Linked DNA regions of Homo sapiens: region 2 is linked to region 1. A link is a contact called in ENCODE Hi-C or POLR2A ChIA-PET data. All regions are on one chromosome and are shown on one strand. The core of a region is the stretch at or near the end of the contact, and the rest is flanking DNA. Distances in the headings are between cores, read along the strand shown. Region 1 has its middle 150 kb from the start of LINC02694. Region 2 has its middle 200 kb from the start of LINC02694.

What was found. A loop is a pair of places that touch in the nucleus more often than their neighbours do. ChIA-PET counts read pairs that join two places held with the same protein, here RNA polymerase II (POLR2A). Pooled maps may share reads with other maps.
Region 2: a map of endothelial cell of umbilical vein shows a loop between it and region 1 (6-fold over the local background). The contact joins two enhancer-like sites. A Hi-C loop is called at or near these places in 3 of 168 maps with a recorded cell type or tissue (IMR-90, endothelial cell of umbilical vein and transverse colon) and 2 of 50 pooled maps. POLR2A ChIA-PET finds 5 or more read pairs at or near these places in 7 of 52 experiments (AG04449, BJ, K562 and 4 more).

What each region holds. Positions count from the first base shown.
Region 1 is chr15:38,842,559-38,846,035 of GRCh38, forward strand. No RefSeq gene overlaps it. Among named protein-coding and RNA genes, the nearest start is that of LINC02694, 150 kb to the left of the region's middle. Within about 2 kb of position 1,838, at least 2 of the 41 ENCODE cell types and tissues checked have a DNase peak (open chromatin) inside an H3K27ac peak, as active enhancers do; they include IMR-90 and endothelial cell of umbilical vein, where a contact is called at or near this core.
Region 2 is chr15:38,893,160-38,896,636 of GRCh38, forward strand. It overlaps a transcript of LOC105370777 not described here. Among named protein-coding and RNA genes, the nearest start is that of LINC02694, 200 kb to the left of the region's middle. RefSeq lists an enhancer at 509-1,708. Within about 2 kb of position 1,517, at least 4 of the 41 ENCODE cell types and tissues checked have a DNase peak (open chromatin) inside an H3K27ac peak, as active enhancers do; they include IMR-90 and endothelial cell of umbilical vein, where a contact is called at or near this core.

The sequences.
Region 1 (3,477 bases), core at 588-3,087:
TTCTGAAATTCTTTGCACTAGTAATAGACTGAGCATTCTTAGGACTGCACAAAGAGAACTTTGAAAAGTCCTTTAATTTGTCTTAAGTTGACATAGCTGTTTATTTTCTATTTAGTTCTATCTATTCTTTTTTAATATTGAAAGAGAAATTTATTTTTAATACAATTAAAAGCTTAAAAATATAAAGTAAGAAATGTCTTATTTCTAGCCTGCTTTCAGCTAACAGTTAATAAGTTTATTTTGGCTCATGCTCAAATAAAATACACAACTTGTGGCTACCATCCTTGTCCTAACCCTCTTTGCAGCCTTGAAGATAGCTTCCCTCATCAAGAAAAATCATCCCCATTATTTAAGCACTTTACCTAACCCTATTGAGCTTTTTTGTCTTAGTCCCTAAACTAAATGTTTAAAAAGTAGGTTAAATTTCAAAACTGACCACAGGTCAAGTTGAGAATGAGATGCAAAGTTGAGCATATGTCTCTAAAGTCCTAAATAACTTTCCAACTTGGTCTTTCAGGCTGGTAGGAGGGATTCTGGGTTGAAGCCATGGACTGGTACAAACATTTCTGGAGGAATATACACCATGACTTGCACATTTTGGAATAACAACAATCATGTTTTTCCAATAGCATATAATCTCAAATTCTTCTCTCCAGGAGGGAAAAAAGCATAAGCCATACCATCTGGCAGTGGCTAGATTAGTTTCACATTGGAAAACTGTTGTAGAGGGTAGCTGGGTGTCTCTAAAGCGATGGAACCACAATAAAGATTCAAGAAACAAAATAATAATTGCAATTAAAAATGAAACACTGCCAAATTCTTGAGTTGCCGTCTAGGGTTTTAGTGGTTTGGTTATTTGTATCTTCATTACTTCTACACTCTGGATACAGAGATTCCAGGGATTAGCGGGTGGCAATAAAGTTTCATTGTAGCACAGTGAGAAATGCAAACAGCATTACAATTTGTGAGGCAGAACAAAACCAAGCTCTTTTTAATTCATGTTAGCATAGAAGCAATGTAACCAAAAAATACAGAAATAGTCTTGTGTTTGGAAAAGGATGGTAGTGGGATGCATTGTTTTGTGTCATGGATTGATTTGGGACATGCACTTAATCTTTTTTTTTTTTTTTTTTTTTTTTTTGAGATGGAGTCTCTCTCTGTCTCCAGGCTGGAGTATAGTGGCATGATCTCAGCTCACTGCAATCTCTGCCTCCCGGGTTCAAGAGATTCTCCTGCCTCAGCCTCCTGAGTAGCTGGGATTATAGGCACATGCCACCACACCCAGCTAATTTTTGTATTTGTAGTAGAGATAGGGTTTCACCACGTTGGCCGGGATGGTTTCGATATCCTGACCTCGTGATCTGCTCGCCTTGGCTTCCCAAAGCGTTGGGATTACAGGTGTGAGCCATTATGCCCAGTCATACTTACTCTTACTGTGTCTATTTTGAACCTCTTACAAAGTTTCTGTCTGTAGGAGATTTATTGTCACTAATACTTTATGGAATTGGCTCTTATATTGGTGTATATTGCTTGATTTTTTCTACGTTTTAAATAATCTAAGAAGGAGACACTGAAAGCAAGCTTTTCCGTTTCAGTTTTTAGTTTTGCCACTGAGTGCATTGCCTTAATACAATTGTGTTAACTTGTGAGTTCATTCTGTTTCACTTACCCTTTGCAATGAGGAAGTAAAATAGGGATATATAAATAACTCAAAACTTAATTACTTATGTTAGGATGGAAAATATATGATTTAACACACACATCAGGGGAAAAACAAGGTTCAAGTAATAAATATGTTCATGATTAACGACCAGAGGAAATTCCATTGCAGGCACATCCAGGCTCACTCACACACAAGGCATGCCACTGATAATCCTGCACATCCTTCCCCCTCCATCTCTGCCTCAGCCTCCATTCAAATGCACATTCCTCCAAACAGAGTATACACACAGACACAGGATAAAATTGGTAAAGAAAGCTCATGTCAGTTAAATGCCAGATTTTGATGAGAAAGCTTATTAATTGGATAAGCTACGAATCTCTAAGGCAGATTACTGTAAATGGGGAGGGGTGAGGATGTTGTTAGAATTGAAACTTAGAGCCTCACAAAACATGATTTGTGAGGTATCTTTCCCATAGTGATTTATTTTTGGGAACAAAATGTCATTTGTATAAAATATATTGTTGGCAATTGATATAGTCATTTAATTTTATGACAGTGTATTTTAGGAATAAATGCATTCCCCAAAGGGGCATTGGCATAGAATTAGCAATAGAAATGATGTCACTGCTATAAGGAAATCCAAAGTGGCTAAGATTCCAGAGAGTCCTGCAGAGGTCTATAGCCTATGGATTATTAAACACTGCTGCCTGATAAGGGGTGAGAACAAAAAGAACAAAAGCAAATGTACATGATTTAGAAATTCCGAAACATGGTTTGAGCAACTGGAAATAGAAACCAAAAGCTTTCTCAAATATGTTTTAAGTAAACTATCAGCCTACAAAAGAATACTTTTTTAACTTTGACCAGCAATGTAAAACTTTCAAAATATGCATAAAAATCTTAAATACATACTCAGTTTATACAGAAAAATAGGCCTGGCGTGGTGGCTCATGCCTGTAACCCCAGCACTTTGGGAAGCTGAGGTAGGAGGGCTGCTTGAGCCCAGGAGTTTGAGACCAGCCTGGGCAGCATGGTGAGACCCTATCTCTACAAAAAATTTAAAAATTAGCCAGGCATGATGGCATAAGCCTGTAGTCCCAGGTACTCCCAAAAATCAATAATAAGACTTGGGCAGCTCAAGAGGAAATTCTAAAGAAAGGGGATCTGATAATTAAATCATGAGATGTATCCTGGACCTCCTGGCATTAACCTTCTGGGAGGCAGCAGGAAGGAGATAATCTCAGCCAATGTCTCTATTCTGCAAAAAAAATGGAGCCCAGAGAAGCTAAAATGGTTTGGGTAGAACTCTACAGTAGTTCACTCTGATTGATATGGGCTTCCTATGTTTGATTCAGTTGTAGGAATCCTATCAATGAAAATTAGTTTTGGCAGGAGCCTGCTCTGTCAGCTGTGACCCACTATTGCCTTCTACTACACTATAATTACATGCCCACTCAAAAGGTATTAGGACCTCCACAGATACCAAAGTGTACTGAAAGTAAATTGAAAACGAATGGGAAACAAAATGCAGTTTAAAAAGCTTCACAAAATCAGCAACCTTAAACAGAAAAAATTACCATTTTGCCCCAGATAAAATCTCAGGATGCCATCAAAGGCAATCCTTTGAGTATTTCAGGGTCTCAAATTGTATTAGTGGGAAGGAGGCAAAACAATTCTATTTGGACTTGAACTGAACCAAAGTTTAATTTGAGATAAATTCCATAATTTACCTAGGAATCAGTGTCTTTTTTTTTCTTTTCTTTTCTTTCTTTTTCTTTCTTTCTTTCTTTTTTTTTTGTTTTTTTGTTTTTTTG
Region 2 (3,477 bases), core at 267-2,766, 50 kb after region 1:
GTTACTTGGAATTTAAGAAGAAGAAATAATGTAATTCCTGAGAACATAGCAATGAGTGAGTGAAATAAAGTCCCAGCTTCCACGGGGCTTACATCCTAGTGAGGAGAGACAAACAACAAGTGAGGGATTATAAAAGGAATAAAAAATAAGACAGGATAAGGGGATATAGTCTAATTGGGGAGTGATTTTAATCAGCGTAGTCAGGAAAGGCTATATGTGATGAAGACATTTCCATAGAAACATGAATACAGTGAGAAAGTGAACTTTGTAGTTTTCTTTTAAATCATTGTAGATGCATTCCTGTCAGCCTTGGAGAAGTATGAAATGAAAGAGGGATCTCCTAGTTGACTGATGTGGTCATTTCTAGAAAAGAGACACCCTGGGACTATAGACCCAAACTGCAAACTGAACGGACTCACTGAACTCCGTTAATATGACTGCTCTATCTAGGGGCCAATGGCTCAGTGCTGGGACCTGGACTGGGCTGAAGAGGAGATACACAAACAACTCTGGACAGGTGGAAGGAACCTGCTTCTTTGGTTCTCAAAGGAAAATAAAACCCTCATTTTGTAGGAGAGGCTGCTGCTGAAGTTGCTGGAGAATATCAACTGCTGAAAGACATCCAAAGTAGATTTTAAATGTTCTTTGGGACAGAGTTACAAGAGCTTTCTATGAACATACTTTGGGTGGAGTGATCAGGCATGTCAGTTTGCCTCAGCCTGATCTGTAATAAGAATAAAAAAGACTTTGATGGTTGTATTGCAGGTATTTATAGATTTTTAAAAATGTTTCTTCTTGTTGCTGGTGAAGTATGCTGTAAAGGGAGCCCCATTAAACAGAGTCAGTGCTTCAGCTGGTGTAGAAGCCTGTTGCATATTAAATGTTTTATAGCTGAACTTTATTACACTCAAACTTCACAGAGACATTTATGAACCTTATTGCATTCTGATGTGAAATGAGCCCAGAAAGGTATTTCTGACTTTATGGGAATGGAACTTTTCATTGTATGGAACATTCAAAAAGCTGCTGAATGCCAGAGTTCAAAGTGATTTTGCAAATGTCAATTCCTTTAATAATCTTTGAGACCTTAAGAAATTGCTGATGACTTCTACGTCTTGCATCTAACTTCTTTTTCTTTTGCTTCAGTTGTGGAAAACATGTACAGTTGCCTCAGTAAAAGGAATGTGTGGAGTTTGTGGTTTATGCTGTATTCATGCCATGGTAAGAAGAGAGACCCTGTTTATTGCTAGAGGAGACATATAAGGAAAATAAAAGGGGGAAATATCATTTAATAGATAAACAGCCATGCCCAACTTGACATTTTTCTAACCCCTTCAAGGACACACATTCCTGAAGGTCTGTGAGTCAGTACTTAGAATACATTTGGAAGATTAACCATTAACTTGCCTTAGGGAATTTTCTGCTATGCTGACCCATGGAAACTTAGGCCTTTCCAATTCTCATTCATTCATAATTAATTTATTCCACACTTACTGAATTCTTTGTATCAGACACTGTTCTAGGTTCAGATGATAATCAGAGGAAAGCCACAATTCTCAAAGAGTTCATGGTCCAGTCCTGATGATTAAGCAAAGAAACAGGCAAAACAGTTTTCTGATTACAGATGAGAAAGATCCAACTTAGTCACAGTGTGGGAGTTGGGAGAATTCAGGCAGAACATCAGGAAATTCTGGGAGGAAGCAGCCCCTGAATTGGGTCTTCAGGGATGAGTAAGAGTTAGGCAGAAGACGTTAACATTGTTACATGTGCACAGTGCCAAGATAGGCAGTGGGAAAGATATATACACATTCTGAGATCAGGGAGAAGCATGCTTATTAAATAATCATTTAGAAAAAGTGGGACTCAAAATGAGGACCTGCTTCCCATTGGGATCAGTTCTGTAAAGCTCAGGTCTTAAGTATATAATAATCCCATTATCTCACTCTGTTTATTTCTATTGTAATAGTCTTAATACTTGCCTTGTACCAATGGTTTATACATTGTTTTCATGTGTATTAAACTATTTAATCTTCATAACAACCTGGTGAGATTGGTATTATAATTACTTTATAGATGAAGAAATGAATCAAAGAGACATCAAGTGACTGTCCAAGGTCACATAGCCTAAATGTAGCTTTATTGAGCTTCTAAATAGTTATTGATTGACTTGATATATATTCATTCAACACTGTAAGTATGTATCTGTGTATTTACTCAATGCACATTTATGGGGCACATACTGTATGCCAGGCAGGCACTGTTCTAGATTCTGGAGATACCACAGTGAACAAAGATAATTTCAGATTATGATCAATGCTGTAAAAATAGACACAGTCTTAGCGTGACTGGAGGCAGGAATCACATTTTAGATAATTGCTTTTATTTTCTTGGCTCTCCAATGTTTATCTAGGGTTTCTTTCTGGGTTTTTATCTAATGTATGGTATTCAGTGGAAATCTGCCAAGTGCTCCCATGAGTAAATCACCATCTGAGATTCTTCTGCTATTTTCATCAATGTATAAGAAACAATAAGAGCTCCCATTTATTGAGAGACCTGCATGTGCCAGCCTCTTCGATGGATATTTTTTTATTAGTCTCATTTATGGGGTGCTGGTAGAGTCTATCAAAGCCCCAGGATTGTTTCTCAGCTGATCTTTTATTACTTGCAGGGTGCATTAATCACCTTCTTCCTCCCAGAGGCAGGGGACAAATCCCAGGATAACTCTCTGTTCCAGCTTCTTAGATGTCCTGCTAATAGCCATCCCTGCTGACAGCAACCAGCAAAGGCGGCTGCCCTACAAAAACATCCTTTCAAAGTATTTTTCTCTAGAGCTTTTTTTTTTTTCCCCCAAACCTTAAATGTTGGCGAGAATGCCTCACTATTTATTATTAAAAACATGTCTGGGGATGATGATAGTGTGTTCGTATGTTCAACAACCAAAGCTAACCACAAGTAGGTAGTCATACAGGATACTCTCCAAGCATGTCATAAGGCCTCACTGATCCCAAAATATTATCAGCACCATCAGCCTGCAATCACACTGCCTTCCTCTCTGCCATGACTGATTCTTTAATATTAGAGTAAAAGTCCAAAGACAGAGCTTTGGACAGGGCCCTAGAGGAGTATGATGGCCCCAAGAGGGAAGGAGGCCTCCCTGCTCCATCACAGCAATCTGGACGTCTTCATCAGTTAGTGGATTATTACTTGGAAATCTAAAAGAACTGGGCTTAGATGGATTAAAGATGGGCAAATAAACCATTCCAGGATGGATTCAACAGTTGCAGTCCTGGAGGAGGTGCCAGTGTAACAGCACTGGGCCAGGAGGGGAACCTGAGTGGTAACAATTCCCTCCTGCTCATCCTCTTTGTTCCTTTTTATGTAGGGTTAGCCTTTGAGACTCCGACAGCATCATGGCTTTGAAGAACATGACACTGCCCCCTGCACATAGAGCCTCTTCCATTTACTCCCTCTTGGGCT